Linked DNA regions of Homo sapiens: region 2 is linked to region 1. Evidence: read pairs that join two places in POLR2A ChIA-PET (ENCODE). Cell type or tissue: OCI-LY7. All regions are shown on one strand. Each heading gives the region's core, and the rest is flanking DNA. Links, peaks and the distances in the headings are about the cores only.

Evidence for each region. Peaks named below come from ENCODE experiments on the same cell type or tissue, not always from the same donor. Only the 100,000 strongest peaks of a DNase experiment are listed, where the experiment ranks them.
Region 2: POLR2A ChIA-PET joins it to region 1 with 6 read pairs; 4 of 35 experiments call an interaction of 5 or more read pairs at or near these places.

What each region holds. Positions count from the first base shown.
Region 1 is chr16:17,358,433-17,360,932 of GRCh38, reverse strand. All of the region lies in intron 1 of XYLT1 (xylosyltransferase 1), which reads left to right. Among named protein-coding and RNA genes, the nearest start is that of XYLT1, 110 kb to the left of the region's middle. RefSeq lists an enhancer at 831-920. In OCI-LY7, for the core only: no CTCF peak of the experiment used is centred there; a DNase peak (open chromatin) is centred at 982.
Region 2 is chr16:17,529,277-17,545,720 of GRCh38, reverse strand. No RefSeq gene overlaps it. Among named protein-coding and RNA genes, the nearest start is that of XYLT1, 67 kb to the right of the region's middle. RefSeq lists an enhancer at 15,295-15,414. In OCI-LY7, for the core only: no CTCF peak of the experiment used is centred there; no DNase peak of the experiment used is centred there.

The sequences.
Region 1 (2,500 bases), core at 1-2,500:
AGGCGGTTCCATGGTTACTGGTACCGGCATTAAGATTCTAAAAGCACTCCACTGTAGCGTGCACGCACATTGCAAATTCCCCTTTGGTCTCCAGGAGGCTTTCCTCTGATGGACAGGAATTTACTCTACTGTAAACCAAAGAGTCCCAATTTAGACAGATAGGATGGATTAGGCAGACAGCATCATTGACCTGGTTCCACTTCGTTAGCCTTTCCAATTAAGGAGGATGTTGCTGAAAGCGAGACCTCACAGATATATAGTCATACCTTGAATCCTCTGGACTGAGGCTCTTTAGGGAGAGTCTTCCATTTCCAGTGTGTGCAGAGGGAGGAGAGCATAATGATGCTGGCAAGTGAAACCCAAGTATTAATGATGTGGCCCCTTGTGAGGACTTTATCTTCTTCCCAGTTAGTTAATGAAGATGCTAAATAGATAGCATTTGTGCTTTTGCTTTCCAGAATCTTCTTAATCTTGGATCCCTGACCATGCACTGATAAGGTCTCTGATTTTGGAACATCAAATAGAGAGCTGATGCTTCACTGTGTCTAGAGATCAGGCTTTTGATTTTGTCAACACAGTTGACAGAGATTTCCTGTGACTTCCCAAGGAAAGTCTTGTCCATTGGAGCTGCTTTTAGGGGTCAGGATGGCATTCTCCCCTCTTCAACCTCTTGGAGATTCTAAGCAATGAAGCATTAAGTCTCAGACAATAGCCAAATGGTCTGTGAAGTACAGCTTAATTAATCTGGGCATGCACCCAACACCCCAGTCTGGTGCTTTGCTAGCACTTGGCTTGGAGATTGAGGCTAATTTTGAGGCTGAGATGCAGCTTCTTATCTTATAATCAAAATCGAGGTGGTAAGATCTGAATGGACAGACAGACAGACACAGACTACTCTGACCTGAACAGCAGATGTTGCATGCTCTCGCCCACTAAGCTCGTACCAGGTCTGACTCATGCTGCCACCCACAGACCAGGAGGATGGTCTTGCTTCCCAAAGACAAAAATGGGTCCTGCCCCAACACAGGGAAACAGGAAGTACAGAGTAGACTCTTTCTGCATGCGAGTGATACAAAACCTGCCTGATCAAAAGAAAGTTGCTCTATGAATGTCGGGTTTTACCAATCCTAGCTGCCACTTCTTCACCCCTGGGAAGGAATCAGTAAGGATTTGAAGAGACAGGCCCAAAACAGCTCCTTCATGACTTCCCCAGATTCCTTTATAGGTCAAGGCTGCAATGTGGGGAGACGGGGAGAACATATTCCCCTCCATGTTTTCTTGGGTATGAGGAAGACTCAATGCCTGGGGGAATGTGAGAATTAGAGTGGGATGTTCTCTTGGCAGTTTCCTTTCAGTTACACCAATGGAGAATTACTGGGAGTTGGACTCAGAATTGGAGTTGGGGGACGACGAATTCCTCTTCCTAAAGGACAGAGCTGAGCAGAGCTCACCGTATTTCTGAGATCGTGCCTCTTACACTCCTCAGAATTGGGCATCATTACAAAGATACCGTAGAACAGTCATCAAGACAGTGAATGGCAGCTCACCTAGAGAAGGGGTTTAGAAAGTTCCAATTTCCCTGCATTTCCTTCTTGCTCACAGTATGGGACAATGGGCTGGTGCTAATTTGCATGGCTTCCTAAAACCCCGTGGTGGAAAATCTGCTAAGACAAAGCAAAGCTTCAAACTGGATGTGTACTTCAGGGCCCTAAAATCATGCCCATTCTCTATCAGAGGAAGCTTGAGGTTGTTTTTCCCAGAATTATAAATCCAAGATGATTAAGTTCAGAGCAGACGTGGTATAGACAGAAATAGCCTTCATGTGCTGGGTTTCCTGTTTTCTTTGGAAACCACTCACTGGACACCACCAACTCCTCCCATCAGTCTTTTCCTCCTCCTGTACCCTCCCTGTCTCTCCTCCAACCCAAAGGGTTCATGCTTAATGACCCGAGACAGTACCACCAAGCATTCCCAGTCAATCGGCTTTTGTACAGAGTGAATGAATAGGACATTTCTCTGGCCTTCTCTATCCTAAAAAAAGACCTTCCCCAGACCATGGAATGTGCTCCTCAAACCAGAAATTAAGCTGCTCGCTCTCATTCCTTCCCTTGTTCTTTCCAAGATCAGACACAAATTGATGATGGCCTTGTTCCTAGTCAGGACTTTATATTCTTTCTGGTTTATTCCTAATCCTCTTACGGAGCCAAACTCTCCTTATAGAGGGTTTGGATACACGTTGAGCTCTTTGGCAAGGGTGCCTTGTTTCTTTTTTCTTTACATTTTGTTGTTTTGTGTGATCTCCATGTGGGCATTTCCTTCATAAAAACTTGAGCCTCTTTCATCACTTGTGCGTGAGAGGAAGTGTTGGGGCGGCCTGCAGACTGGGCCAAGCTGTCCTGATGTCTCTGTAGAATGGAGGACACAGGTTGGGCTGCCCTCCCCGTGGGGTGGCTTGACCACTGGGGAAATCAAGCTTTGTTTGAAAATGATGCTGGGAGCT
Region 2 (16,444 bases), core at 7,400-9,899, 180 kb before region 1:
AGAGAGGGGGTAGCTGCACAACACTGGGAATGAGCTAAAGCCCACTGAATTGTCTACTTCAGCACGGTTAATTTTATGTTATGTGAATTTTACATCAATTTGTTTTTGTTGGGTTTTTTTGTTTTTTGTTTTTTTTAGATAGAGTCTCACTCTGTTGCCCAGGCTGGAGTGCAATGGCACAATTTCAGCTCATTGCAACTTCCACCTCCCAGATTCAAGTGATTATCCTGCATCAGCCTCCTGAGTAGCTGGAATTACAGGCGCCCACAACCATGCTCAGCTAATTTTTTTGTATTTTTAGTAGAGATGGGGTTTTGCCGTATTGGCCAGGCTGGTCTAGAACTTCTGACCGCAAGTGATTCCCCTGCCTCAGCCTCCAAAAGTGCTGGTATTATAGGCGTGAGCCACCATACCCAGCCCTACATCGATTTTTAAAAATGCAAATCAGTATATGTTCCCTGGTTGTAACTCTCCAGTGGCTTCCCCTGATATCTGAGTTCAAATATTTGTACGAGTTTCTGACCTGTCAGGGAAGTTTCCAGGATCCAGCTCCTGTCTACCTCACATTATGGGCTCTTGTCGCATCCACCTTTAATCACCATGCTGGCATCCAACTGGCCCACCACATGCCTGCCTCCCAACCTTTGTTCTTGTTCTTCCTCCTGCCCGCAAAGCTCTGCCCCAGTCCTTGCAAGGTTTTCTCTCATGGGTCATCAATATCTCCTCAGTGTCGCCCCCTGGTGGAGTTCCTCTTTGACCATTTCACCAACAATGCCTGTTGACCCTTCACCTCATTACTCTTTATAATTTTCCTATTAACTCTTATTATCAGAAATAATCTTATTAATCTCCATTTTTGTAAATTGAAGTGATATTCATATTACCAAAAATAACTATTTTCAGTGTACAATTCAGTGGCATTGAGTCCATTCACAATTTTGCACACGCACCACTGCTATCTAGTTACAAGACACTTTCATCATTACAGAAGAAAACCCCATACCCATGACACGGTCTCTCCTCATCCCCCCTCCATCAGCTCCCAGCAACCACCAATCTGCTTTCTGACTCTACGGATTTACCTATTCTGAATATTTTCATACAAATGGAATTATATAGTACATGACCTTTTACATCCAACTTCTTTCACTTAGCATGATGTTTTCAAGGTTCATGCATCTTGTAGCATGTGTCAGAATGCCGTTCCTGTTCATGGCCAAATAATATTCCATTGTAGGGATATACAGCATTTTGCTCATCTGTTCATCTACTGATGGACATTTGAATTCTTTCCACCTTGTGGGCTATTGTGAATAATGCCACTGTGAACATGTGTATACCATTTGTTTGAGTATCTGTTTTCAGTACTTTGAAGAATGGAGTTGCTGGGTCATATAGTAATTTGGTTTAACTTTTTAAGAAACCACAGATATGTTTTCCACAGAGGCTGAACCATTTTACATTTTGGCTGTATTTTTAATATATTCCCCTCTAGCATCCAAATTTTGTTTACTGCTCTAGTCTCAGCATCCAGAAGACTAGCCAGCACCCATTTGGTCCTCAGTAAATACTTCTAAAACAAAAATAGTAGTAGACATAGGGCCAGGCGCAGTGGCTCATGCCTGTAATCCCAGCACTTCAGGAGGCCGAGGCAGGCGGATCACCTGAGTTCGAGAGTTCGAAACCAGCCTGACCAACATGAAGAAACCCAGTCTTTACTAAAAAAATACAAAATTAGCCGGGCGTGGTGGCGCATGCCTGTAATCCCAGCTACTAGGGAGGCTGAGGCAGGAGAATCGCTTGAACCTGGGAGGTGGAGGTTGTGGTGAGCCGATATCACGCCACTGCACTCCAGCCTGGGCACCAAGAGCGAAACTCCGTCTCAACAACAACAACCAAAGTAGACATAACTCTCCGGCTTATATAACTAAACGAGAATAGCAGTCTGCAGTTCAAAGCAACAGCCCTTTAGCAAGCAGCCTTTACCTGCAACAATATCCTCCCAGTGTAACTTAGGTTAGGCAAAGTTCACTCCCAAGACTCTTTCAAAATATCTCACTTCCTGGAAGGAAATCAGATTTATAGGGAGATGTTTTGGCCAAACTGCAAGTCTGGGGACTCAAGAGAGAAGCTTGGCGGGGGTGTGGACATATCCCATGAACGCATGGCCATGATGACCCGTGCCTAGCTCCACGGAGTCCCCGCCCCACTTTGCCTTCTTTTGTCCACCTATTCCAGGAAAAGACGACCGTACCCATTTTAGGGTTAAAGTCATGGCAATCTGAAATGTCTCCAAGGTGATATTCACCCTCAGGAACCTAATCTCCTGGTGGATGAGAACAGACTTAATAACTCCAGGACCAGAAGCCTGAGCTAATAAGTGCTTTGTGAATCTGGCGAGGGAACAGATCACTTAGTCCAATTATGTTCAAATATGTAGTAAGTTATATCAGTGGTAATGGGTTCAGTATGACAACTTGAGCAGAAACAAAGAGATAGACATTTTATGATTAGATGTTTACTCTGTCTCCATTTCTCTTGGCAGCACCACTCTTCTGCCTGCACACATGTGCATATGCATTCACTCCTTAAATGGAACCATGTGATGGTTTATTCTTCAGAGAGGCCATGAAAAGAATATGGATGCTTTGAAATCAAACGGAACTGCGTTAGGATCCCAGCTCTCTTCCACTAATTAGCTATGTGACCTCAAGCAGCTTACTGTACCTCTAGGAACCTCAGTTTCTTTACTTATAAAATGGGAACCTCAGGCCAGGCATGGTGGCTCATACCTGTAATCTCAGCACTTTGGGAGGCTGAGGTGGGAGGATCATTTAAGGTCAGGAGTTTGAGACCAGCCTGGCCAACATGGTGAAATTCCCGTGTCTACTGAAAATACAAAAATTAGCCGGGCATGGTGGACACACATGTAATCCCAGCTACTCGGGAGGCTGAGGTAGGAGAATCGCTTAAACCCGAGAAGTTACAGTAAGCTGAGATCACACCACTGCACTCCAGCCTGGGCGACAGAGCGAAAATCCATCTCGAATAATAATAATAATAATACATTAAAAATGGGAACCTCAATAATATTTGTGCCACTCACCATGACTGGCATGACACATGTAAGGTGCATGCCTACCATCTGGAGAGTAACTAAGCCTCTTTTCTTTCCCCAAAGAAGCCTACTTGGCAGTCAGAGGAGAGGGCCCAAGGTTGAGCATGATTTTACATTTTTGGAGTGTCATGGTAGCCATGTCCTGGGAGAGCCATCTCCTTGGAAATCGGGTCAATTGCATGTGTTTGGTGATAATCAAAAATCACAAAGAACAACGTGTAACCCAGTAGTCTTTGAAATACCCATTAGCACAAACCGTTAAGGAAAAAGCAAAGATAGCTGTGGCATAATTCACCACTGGATTTCAGGCTGACATGCTTTAATCTAGCTTTTAAATTTTTAATTATGTTAATCTAATTTTAGACATTAATGAGATTGTGGTACACAGTATTTATTTCCATTTCAGGCTGTTTTCTTTCCTCTTCAGTTACCCACTCTTTCAAATAGTTCAGGTCACTGGAGCCAGCCAGCTTTCTCGGCACGATGGGAGTTGCTTTTCAGTGTACATCTGCCTGGTTACTCAAAGTGTGGTCCATGGACCAGCACAGGCATCTCCTGGGGACCCGTTAGCAATGCAAAATATTAGCCCCACTCTAGATCTATAATTTGCACTTTTAAAAGATCCTCCAGTGACTGTTTTTGAGCACAAAAAGTTGTGACAAGTGTGCCATTCAAGGACCCTCTAGATACCATGTGATGTTTCAGTGAACATAGCTGGTCCAGGGGTTCTTGGGCTGTGATGGGCTCCAAACCTAGACAAAACCACCCAGCATCCCTCCAGAGTTTTGGCAGTTGTTTTGTTCCCCCCACCCCACATTTCAATACCTGGCTTGGGGACAAGAGACAACACACCATCCTGACAAATCTAAAGCCCAGAGTAAAACATCAGTCGTTGGTTGGATCTTTCACTGTCAACAGTAGCAGCCACAGCTAAAGGGGCCCTTATAAGAAGCACAGCTCACTGTTGCTCCATGTTGACTTTATGCTGTGTCTCATTCTCAGTACTTTACACATAGCAGCTCATTCAATCCTTACAGCATCCCTGGGATGTACCATTATTAGTCCCATTTCACAGATGAGGAAACTGAGGCTCACAAGTGTGGGTGACTTTCCCAAGATCTCAGCTAGTCAGTCTTAGAAACCAGGAGTCTGAGTTAGAGTCTGAGCTTTGATCAGTTGACCTCAACCAAAATGAGACCCTGATTCCTTTATTTGCAAATATTTACCTACAAAATGCCAGGCCTTTGAGAGGCACTGGGGAGAGAATGATGAACAGAGACAGAGACTTTACCCTTGGGGAGCTTATAGTCTAGTAGGGAAGAAGGACATTAACCAGACCATCACATACACACATACAAGTGTCCTTACAAATGGGGACAATGCTATAGGAAAGGGATACAGAGAGTGCTAAGAATGGCCAGCAGGCAGGAGGATCTGCCTGGGATGGTGTTGGGAAGGCCTCCCTAGATCTTCGAGCTCAGGACTTTGAGCTCAGGGCTCATGGCATTATTAGCTAACAGTGGAGCATGTTAGCTAGTATTGCTGGAACATTCCAGAAATGAAGGAAAACATTTGAAAATACCCTAAGGGAGGGGGTCAATAGGATGTTTGGGGCATCTGAAAGGAGGGGTCCAGGGTGTGAGGGGCTGGATTCAGGTGATCCACAGGGGCCTTGAGAATTCCCTCTCTCCGTCTTCGGACTCTACCTTCCCAGGTTGGCTCATCTCCAGTGACTTCTGTTCTTTTTTTTTTGTTTTAAGGCAGGGTCTTTCGCTGTGTTGCCAGGGCTAGAATACAGTGGCACAATCATAGCTCACTGCAGCCTCAACCTCCTGGGCTCAAGCAATCCTCCTGTCTCAGCCTTCAGAGTAGCCAGGACTACAGAAATGTGTCCTATGAACAGCTGATTTTTTAAATTTTTGTAGAGATGGGAGTCTTGCTATGTTTTCTAGGCTGGTGTCAAACTCCTGGGCTCAAGTTGTCCTCCAGCCTCAGCCTCCCATAGTGCTGGGATTACAGGCACGATGAGGTCTTTTCATATGAAGGCAAAGATGACCCCCACCGTCTCTGATCTTTTATTGGCTTATTACCAACTAAAGGGAGGAGGGTCTTTTCTAATTGTTCTAAGGTCTTTCTAAGAAGGATTCCCACTGGCTGTGCCTATCCCTGGATCAATCATTCCAGCCAGCAGGAGCTAATGCTAAGTTTCACCAGACCAGGGGACCACCTCTGGAGCCCAAGGCATCTTAGGCTCCTCAGAAAGAGTCTGAATGGTGGACTTTTCAGACATCATGGGCATGAGGGAATTGGAGAGAGGGGAGCCCTACAGCTGGCTTCTTGGTACCCTTCAACATTTCCTTTGTAGCCATTCTTTACTCCGTTCCTATGGTCAGGGTCTACTGAGTCATTCTTAGAGGAATTTAAGAGGCATTATAAAGAAGCACTATAAAATGCCCTTGGTTATTTAAAAAATATTGTATTAAATGTAAACTTTTATCATAGAACCCACGCTGGTTTTAGAAATGTCCCATGATAAGGGCAGCATCTTAGAATCAATAAGATGGTACTGAGTGCTCTCTCGGGCATGAGGTCTTGGATGAGGCACCTGGGAAATGTTGAGTAATGAATTCTCATCTGATTTTCCCAGAGTTGCTATCTACCACTTCCTCAGTCCCAGCATTGTTTCTAATAATCATTAATAAGGATATATTGATTGCCTACAGAGGATGGGATTCTGTATCTTGCGGTGGAGGAGAGAAAAGGGAAACAGACAGATAGAAACAGGGATTGACAGAGACATGTAACTAGAGAGGGCAGGAAACCACAAATTCATACAGAGTAGGCTTACAAAATAGTTAAGGGAAATACTCAAACACAAGTGCAAATTATTATTATTATTTTTTTTTTGAGACGGGGTCTCGCTCTGTCGCCCAGGCTGGAGTGCATTGGCAGGATCTCCGCTCACTGCAAGCTCCGCCACCCGGGTTCACGCCATTCTCCTGCCTCAGCCTCCCGAGTAGCTGGGACTACAGGCGCCCGCCACCACGCCTGGCTAACTTTTTTTTGTATTTTTAGTAGAGACGGGGTTTCACCGTGCTAGCCAGAATGGTGTCGACCTCCTGACTTTGTGATCCGCCCACCTCGGCCTCCCAAAGTGCTGGGATTACAGGCGTGAGCCACCGTACCCGGCCCACAAGTGTAAAATTAATTGAGATTCCATTTGTAATGGGATAGGGTTCTTGGGTCAAAAGGCAAGATGCACTTTGACCTGGAATCCTAGGAACTGTGCTGGCCTCCTTACTATGCCTGAGAAGGAGAGGAATGGCCGGGGAACGGGGGGAGTTTGAGATGGAGAAGGGGCCCTCTTCTGGGAGCTTTCTCTTCCCCACTGAAACACTGCAGACAAACTGCAGCCAGCATCCGCCTCCAGAAGGAACGGCCGTGGCCCACACACGTGGCATCTGCAACCAACTCACACGTCTACCCCCGTGCTGTTGTTGATAAGACGTTTACAAATTCAGTGAGAGAAAAATGTGGTCATTTATACCGCAGCGTTGTAAAGCTTGACATTAGTGGAGCTATTGGAGCCTATGAATCACAGAAGGAGGTAAAAATTCAAATGGATATAAATGTCCATTAATAGTGGAAAAGTTAAATAAATTACACTTCATCCACATCGTGGAATAATGGGAAGCTATTATAAAAATGAGATAGACCTCTATGGAGTGCCACAGAAATCTCCCAGAAATGCTCAAGTTAAAATAAAAAAAGCAAATTGCAGAACAATGCATAGAGTCTGATTCCATTTATTTATGGTAGAAAAAATACCTGTGCCTGCAAATGCGCTGATAAAGGATCTATGCCAAGCAAGACCAGTGATTACCTCCTGGGAGGAACTAGTGTGAATGGGATCAAGATTCCCACATTTTCTTTATGTATTTATATTCTTTATATATTTCCTGTTAGAGCCTTTTTCCATGAAAATAAAAATATATATAAATTGCATCACTAACAATGAAAGTTAGTGATTTGGGGCCAGGCACAGCGGTTCTGTCTTTAATCCCAGCACTTTGGGAGGCCGAGGTGGGCAGATCACTTGAAGTCAGGAGTTCGAGACCAGCCTGGCCAACATGGTGAAACCCCGTCTCTACTAAAAATACAACAATTAGCCAGGTCTGGTGGTGTGTGCCTGTAGTCTCAGCTACTAGGGAGGCTGAGGCAAGAGAATCGCCTGAAGCCGGGAGGTGGAGGTTGCAGTGAGCCAAGATAGTGCCACTGCACTCCAGCCTGGGTGACAGAGGGAGACTCTATCTCAAAGAAAAAGAAAAAGTTAGTGATTCTTGGAAAATGGGGAAAAAAAAGTCACTTAATTTCCCTTTGACCTCATTACTCATGTTCTCACCCCAGCAGCGGCAGGGGTCCTCTGGCTCTGACCACAGTGGTATAGAGTGGCTTTTCTGCCACCCTGCCTTTGCCCAGCTAGAATACGCTCATCTCCATCACTCTCCATGCATAAGGTTGTTTTCATGCAGGTGCAAGCAGTGACAGTAAGTCCCGTTCATGGGACGATTAGGCTTCATTCAGAACAAAGGCTTGAAGAAGGTGAGGAATTTGGAGAAGCAGCTTTCTGGAGAAGAGTATTGCATGGAGAGGGAATAGCTGGAGTGAGGGCCTGGTGGTAGGGCCATGACTGGTGCATTTAGTGAACATTCAAGGAACATCAAGGCAGGTGGGAGGTGAGAGCTGGGTAAGGGAGAGAATGAGGTGGGAGGAGGGGTGGGAACCAGATCACCTAGGATCATGTAGGGACTTTGCTCCATTGCAGGGACTTTGGCTTTTCTTTCTTTCTTTTTTTTTTTTTTAGATGGAGTCTCGCTCTATCGCCAGGCTGGAGTGCGGTGGTGCGATCTTGGCTCATGGCAACCTCTGCCTCCTGGGTTCAAGCGATTCTCCTGCCTCAGCCTCCTGAGTAGCTGTGACTACAGGTGCGCCACCATGCCCAGATAATTTTTGTATTTTTAGTAGAGACGGGGTTTCACCATGTTGGCCAGGATGGTCTCAATCTCCTGACCTTGTGATCCGCCCACCTCAGCCTCCTAAAGTGCTGGGATTACAGGCGTGAGCCACTGCATCCAGCCAGGACTTTGGCTTTTGCCTTGAATTCCGTGGTGCCCTGGAGGGCTCTGAGCAGAGAAGCAACATGAACTGGGGGTCTCTGGGTTCTAACAGGGTGGCTCTGGTGGCTGAGTTGAGAAGATAGCAGAGTGGTGGGGGGGTGCTTGAAACCTGGGGGAGCAGTTAGGAGGCCGTTGTAGTCCCACATGGCTGGGGCCCAGGTGATAGAGGTGGAGAAAATGAGAAAGAATAGGATTCTGGATACATTTGGAGGTGGAACCCCCTCCCGAGACCCCTCCACATTTCCTCCACCCCCAACCTCTTTGTTCTTCCTGCCACAAACAATCCAGGTCAAGAGGGAGCCACCATCAGTGTCTCATGCCTAAGCTCAGGACATCTCAGGAGCCTCTACTCAGTTGTTTCTTGAAGTGCTCTCCATTTATTAATGCCAGCTGCTCCCACCTCTCAGGGCATGAAAGCAGGTCCATTAAGCTCAGATTGGCAACCTGAGACTGGGTGGAAGGGGACCACAGGACAGAAATGACAGCAGCAGCAGCAACAGCAGAAAGCAAGCTATTCCATGAGAAGGATCTCTTCTCCCAGTCCTCTCCTGCTGCTATTTTTGGAAAAGCTTCCTCTCTTGAATCCCACATACACCCCCTTAAAGTCCTGGGAGACTTACCTGGCTCCCTCTTCTCATTCAGGCAGGAATCTGGGTTGTTCTTTTTTAAGCCAGTTAATATATTCTTATTTTCATGTGTTCATTCATCTGGCAAATATTTTCTAAGGGCCAGGTATTCCGATAAGCAATGAAGATACACAGTGGGCCTGATCAGTGCAGTCCCTGACTACACAGAGCCTAAACTCCAGTAGAAGAGGCAGACATAAAATAACTAATCAATCCCATAAGCTGTAGAATGTTGTTGGGGTCAAGAGGCAGCAGAGGCTTACAGTGCAGACTACGGAACTAGACCCTTTGCAGAGTGATCTTGGGCAAGTTAGCTAGCCTCTCTGTGCCCCAGTTTTCTCATTTGTGGAACAAGAGAGACTAAGAATGCCTATTCCATAGCTTTGTTTTGTTTTGTTTTTTTGAGACAGGGTCTCACTCTGTCACCCAGGCTGGAAGGCAGTGGCACGATCTCAGCTCACTGCCATCTCCACCTCCGGGTTCAAGTGATTCTTCCACCTCAGCCTCCCCAGTAGCTGGGACCATAGGCATGCACCATTACACCCAGCTAATTTTTCGTATTTTTTGGTAGAGAAGGGGTTTCACTATGTTGGCCAGGCTGGTCTCGATCTCCTGAGCTCAAGTGATCCTCTTGATCACTTAAGTGCTGGGATTACAGGTGTGAGTCACTATGCCTGCCCCATTTGTTGATGGATTAAAAAAATTCACATGTACAAAGCTCTTATGAAAATATCCAGCACGTAGGAAATATCATGTGGGTGTTAGCTACTATTATAAGCATTTAATTCAGACTGTGTTAGTTCCATAAAGGGAACATATAGGGGATGTAGAGCGCCAGAGAAAGTTACAAATGTAGGGCGTGGAGAGCAGTCTCTCCATGGAGGTGAAATTAACATGAGACCTGAGGGAGGAGGAGGAGCTAGGTATGCAAAAGTGTAGGACGAGAGGGTGCAGGGAAAAGTGTTCAAAGTAGAGGGAAGGGTATGAGCAGAGCCTCTGGTGCAGCAAAAAAGGCTGGCCCTTTGGAGAAGTGCAGAAGGGTACATGGAGCCCCATGAGCCAGCAGGCCACGTGGTCCTTCCCCGAGACCTAGACATCAAGAAGCAGAAGACAGTGTACCGACCTGAAATAGCCAATGGCCAGCTGAATGCCCCAGAGGATTCTGACTTGGATCTTTGTCAAGTGGTCCTTCCATAGATTGAGTCTTCGTGAGTCACCACATGTTTTTGGCCTCTTTTCCTGGCCAATCATTTCCCCTGGGAATTTGGAGTTGGACTTGGTTGTTCTTGCCAGTTTTTTGGGGGCACTAGTACTGAGAGGACATAAAAATGGGGTGGCCACCTTTGGGTCTTTGGGTTGTGGGCAAGAGAGGCAGAAAAGGTCACTCTGCAAAGGAAGAAACGAAGCGAACTAGCTGAAAGCACCAGAGCAGAGAGAGGGAAGAGTTGCCTTGGACCCTAATAGGTCCAGTTTCTGATTCTAGACCCTGTGAGCCCAACTATACTATCTGTCTGTGTGCTCCAGGAAGTACGCTTGAATACTTCCAATAAAGCTTGGACTGATTTGAGTCAGTTTCTTGGGCTTACAACCAAACACCCCTGAGAAACCCGTTCATTTCCTTGACCATTCCATGACATGTCAAGACAGGAGCCATTACATTGTTGAACTTCCCAGGTCTGGGTGGTGGACACAAAATTTCACAAATGGTCTGTACAATCTTCCACTTTCATGAACCCTTTCAGGTAGAAAATTCTCATCAGCAAACATGGGTGCATTCCAATAAAGAAGAAAGCCCAGCTCAATATGTTAGCCCTTTGTACACAGGTCTGTACACATAGCAGTAGTTTAGGTGGTTTATCCTTAGAATTTCTGCATATCTGAGCATCTAGGTGAAATGTGACTCGAACATTTGAAGGCACATAGATCCCTTGGACACGGTAAGGGCAGATCTATCCACAAAGTGGCACTTAAGGATTTTTTTAAAAACGTACGTTCTTGATTGATTCACTGGGAAACTAATAATAGTCAATATTTATTGATTAATTATTACATGTTAGAAGTCATGTTGAGTGCTTGACATGAATGAACTTATTCAATTATCCTTACAGTCCTGTGAAATAGGTATTATTATCCCTATTTGCAGATTTAAAAACTGAGACATTGCAAGATTAAAGAACTTACCCAAGGGCATTTGCTAGCAAATGACAGCACTGGAGTTAAAACTTCACAATCCAGGCTGTGCGTGGTGGCTCATGCCTGTAATCCCAGCACTTTGGGAGGCCGAGGCGGGCGGATCACGAAGTCAGGGGATCGAGACCATCCTGGCTAACATGGTGAAACCCCACCTCTACTAAAAACACAAAAAATTAGCCTGGTGTGGTGGCAGGTGCCTGTAGTCCCAGCTACTCGGGAGGCTGAGGCAGGAGAATGGCGTGAACCCAGGAGGTGGAGCTTGCAGTGAGCCGAGATTGCCCCACTGCACTTCAGCCTGCGAGACAGAGCGAGATTCTGTCTCAAAAAAAAAAAAAAAAAAAATTCACAATCCATATAGCTGGTTCTGTAGCTGATTTCTATAGCATCACGTTTCTGACAGTTACTATTTTATTCCTCCGAGATGCCATAATAGAAAGTCTCTGTCCCCACCTTCTCTGCCACCAGCTCACTCTCCCACCACCCCCAAATATCTGACTAGATATGGCATATCTACCAAAAGTCATTATTGGCATGTGGGGTGGTATAGCCACTAGGAAAATAATTCATCAAGGAGATAAAAATGATAGTTGGCATTTATTTAGTACCTAATGCATACCAGGCTATTCCTTTTGTGTTCATTATTTCATTTAATCATCATCCCTATGAGGAAGATAGATCTCCCCCATTTTGCAGATGATAAAACTCAGACTTAAAAAGATTGTGTGATGGCTGGGCATGGTGGCTCATGCCTGTAATCTCAGCAGTTTGGGAGGCCAAGGGCAGCAGCTCACGAGGTCAGAAGTTTGAGACCAGCCTGACCAACATGGTGAAACCCCATCTCTACTAAAAATATAAAAATTAGCCAGGCGTGGTGGCACGCACCTGTAATCCCAGCTACTCAGGAGGCTGAGGCAGAAGAACCACTTGAACCCCAGAGGCGGAGGTTGCAGTGAGCCGAGATTGCACCACTGCACTCCAGCCTGGGCAATGGAGTGAGACTCCATCACACACACACAAAAAGTAAAAAAAGATTCTGTGACTTAGCCAGCCAGGGTCGCAGAGCTCAGTGATATTTGATTCAACTGGAAATTTTTGGAATATCACAGTCATTCAACCTCATCTCATAACCCTTCACCTATGGTATCCTCATCCATAGTGGGCAGTGCAGAGCAGAAAGAGAATGGCAGGTGTCACTGATGCCCAAACAAACCAGAAATGCAAGAACAGGTGAGACATTGTCCTAGGGACTCCCAGACATGGTGGGGGAGTGATAGTGATGAGCTTTATTTAGGTGGAGATTGAAATTACTGGCATTATAGTTAGAATGGAGCCAGAGAAATATGGCACCATGTCTAGGAGGATCAGTTGAATTTTGTCACCTTCTGGTCCGTTAAACTCTGATTACACACCCATCAAAACAATACAGCTTTATAAACCAAAAATTCATGTAGCACCTATCACGTGCCAGACACTGTGGAGTACAGCACATGCACTAAGAGACAATACGTCCACAGATTTAACTGAATTCAAGATGATGCTATTTAGATAAGAGGGATGACAATAGTGGCAAAGGAATATAAGATGTCTTCACATATTCACATACACCAATACTAAGCTAAGAGCTTTACTGAATCTATTTAATCCTCACAAAACAGACAAAAAAACAAGGCAGGCATTAATACCCTTCAAAGATGAGGAAACTGAGGCTCAGGTTTTTAAAAAATCCTCAAAATCACACAGATGGTAAGCAGTGGTATCAGTTTTCAGGCTTCTACCCATATCTCTCTGGCTCTGAAGCACATGGGTGTAACCACCGTGAGATATTGCTTCTTGTGTTTGTCATATTGTCGTTTTCTTGCTCATAATAGGCTCCAAGTATTCATGGAAAGTTTCCCGTGAGATTTCCTTTCTCACCCCCACGCACCGACACCACTGGTGCAAGACAGCTTAGGAGACAACACTGTCCCTCCTGAAGTCTCCTAAAGGCTCATGCATGTTCTGTAGGTTTCTATGGGTGAGTTTGCTCTGGTTTTTATTTTTTAACAAAGCCATAAATAGTTGATGTGGTGAGGCTGACCACCCAGCCAGCTTCCCTCCACTCTTTGTGGTGGGTTTCACATCCCAATCTCTTAGGGCCAGAAGACATGTTTTAACCTGAAAGAAAATGTCTCAACCACAGAGCTTCTGACATGGGAGGTCCGTTCCTTTACTACGAGGCAGGAGTCAAAGTGAGCAGACGGGAAGGCAGAGAGTTGTGCATATCAGCTGGAACCAAAGTCTCACACTTATGCCCCCAAGCAGGGCTGCATTCCAGACATCTTGTCCTCTTTGGTGGCCAGGAATAGAGAGATAGGGTGGGGTCCATGTCAAGCTTCTGTTTGACAAAAAACAAACCAATTCAGGCTGGTATCAACGAAAAGGAAAAAAAAAGTATTAGAAGTTATTAGTGGCCAGGAGCGGTGGCTTATGCCTATAATCCCAGCACTTTGGGAGGCCGAGACGGGTGGATCATGAAGTCAGGAGATCAAGACCATCCTGGCTAACACAGTGAAACCCCATCTCTACTAAAAATACAAAAACTTAGCCGGGCATGGTGGCAGGTGCCTGTAGTCCTAGATACTTGGGAGGCAGAGGCAGGAGAATCACTTGAACCTGGGAGGCCGAGGTTGCAGTGAGCCAAGATCACACCACTGCACTCCAGCCTGGGTGACAGAGCAAGACTCCAGCTCAAAAAAAAAAAAAAAGGTATTAGTTAGTTCATAAGATCTCTAGGAGGTGGCATAGGGGATGGGACGGTGGCCTCCAAAAAGATATGACCATGTCCTAATCCCTGAAATCTGTAAATGTGGCTTTATTTGGCAAATGGGGTCTTTACAGATGGAAATAATTTAAAGGCCCTGAGATGAGGAAATCATTCTGGATTATCCACGTGAACCCTGAATCCAATGACAAGTGTCCTAAGAGCGAAGCAGAAGTCATTATATGAAATAGACACTTGCACATGCATGTTTATAGCAGCACAGTTCACAATTGCAAAAATATAAAACCAGCCTAAATGCCCATCAACCAACAAGTGGATAAAGAAAATGTGGTATATATAGATACTGTGGAATACTACTCAGCCATAAAGAGGGACAAAATAATGGCACTCACGACAATCTGGATGGAGTTAGAGACCATTATTTTAAATGAAGTAACTCGCGAATGGAAAACCAAATATTGTATGTTCTTACTCATAAGTGGGAGCTAAGCTATGAGGATGCAAAAGCATAGAAATGATACAGTAGACTTTGGGGACTTGGGGGTACATGGGGAGGGGGGTGAGGGATAAAAGACTACACACTGGTTACAGTTACACTACTCAGGTGCACAAAAATCTCAGAAATCACTACTTAAGAACTTTTCTTTCTCTTTCTCTCTCTCTTTTTTTTTTTTTTGGAGACAGAGTCTTGCTCTGTCACCCAGGCTAGGGTGCACTGGCCCAATTTCAGCTTACTGCAACCTCTGCCTCCTGGGTTTCAAGTGATTCTAGTGCCTCAGCCTCCTGAGTAGCTGCGATTACAGGTGCATGCAACCACGCCTGGATATTTTTTTTTTTTTTTTGTATTTTTAGTAGAGATAGGGTTTCACCATGTTGGCCAGGCTGGTCTTGAACTCTTCCCCTCAAGTGATCTGCCCACCTCAGCCTCCCGAAGTGCTGAGATTACAGGCGTGAGCCACCACACCCAGCCCACCACTAAAGAACTTTTCCATGCAACCAAACACTACACGTTTCCCCAAAACTATTGAAATAAAAGTAAATATTTTAAAAAATAAATAAAAATGAGATTTTTTAAAAAGTGAAACAGAAAGAGTCTTAATACCATCAGAAGAGAAGACATAGAGAAGAGAAGGAAGCCTGACCATGCAGGTAGCAATGAGAGTGATGCAGCCAGAATTCAAGGAATGCCAGCAGCCACCAGCAGATGAAGAAGCAAAGAAGGAATTCTCCCCTAGAGCCTCCAGAGGGAAAGCCACCATTGAGGGAAATGCCAGCTTCCATGGTGAAGGCTGGAGCAAGCAAGCTGATTGGTGGAAATGAGGTCACGTGCTTTTACCCTAGCTGCAAGGGAAGCTGGGAAAACTGGTATCAGCTTCTGCAGAGAAAGGTGGGAACAGAGACCAGGAGGATTCCCTCAGCATAGGTAGGTTCTGGGCAGTCAAAAATGAGGAGAGATGTTCTCTAGAGGTGGCTAGCAGAGCACATCTTCATTCTGCACTCTGACTCCTCCTATTAGTTGGAAATAACAGGGAATCCCCTGCTTCTCCAAGTCTAAGCAGCTCTGCAGCCACCTTGCTGGGTGAGCCAGGTCTCAGGTGTCTTGCTCCTGTGTTTCATGAACTATCGGTTTTGCTTGCCCAATTCCATTACCGTAGCAGCTGGGTTTTAGTTTTGGTTTTGTTTTTTTCTGAGTTAACTATTCTTTCGTTGTCAGGGCTTGCATCCTGTTGAAGGCTGCTCAGCAACGCAGGCTGTGTTACATGATGTGGCCTCACCACTCTCCCCAGTATCTCTCCACTGCTCCCTGGGCTTCAGCCGCACTCATTTCTCCCACTGCTTCTGGAATATTCCAGGTACCCTGCTCATCAGGGCTGTCGCTCACTTGCTCCCTTCTGCCTGGAATACACCTCCCTTCCACCTGCTATGACTTACTGCCTCATTTGATTCAGCTCTTTGCCCAAATGTCACCTCTTCCAAATGACTTTTCCCAGCTGCTTGATCTAAAACAGTAGCCCCTTCTCATCACTCTTCATCTTTTACCTGCTTTACTATAAAAGCATTTATCACTAGCTAGTATGAATTATGCATTTATTCGCTTATTTTTTTATTGGGCACTTTCCCCCCGCTAGAACACAAGTTCCATGAAAAGAGAAATCTTTATATTTTGCTTGCTACTGTATCCCTCGTGTCTAGAATAATTCTTGAAATGCAGGAGTTGTTCCGCATGTACTAGCGGAATGCATAAATTATATTGTCACTAATAGTTTAAATATTTCCCCTTTTTAACTAGGATTTAGTCATTTCTAGAAAATGATTCTTTCCATCATTCTGCCTGTCTTCCAGAGCCTAGCAGAGTGTCAAACTCATAATGGGCCACAGGGAATATTTATGGGAGGGATGAGTGAATGGGTGAGCACATTTAGACTCTCGTTAAAACCAAACACTTGGCAATAAAATGCAAGATTCTCAAGTTGCGATTTCTTCTAATGGTATTTCCCAACTTTAAGCTGGCATCCAATACAATCATTTCTGTCTTTCTAGAGCTGTACTCACACATATAGACAGCTTA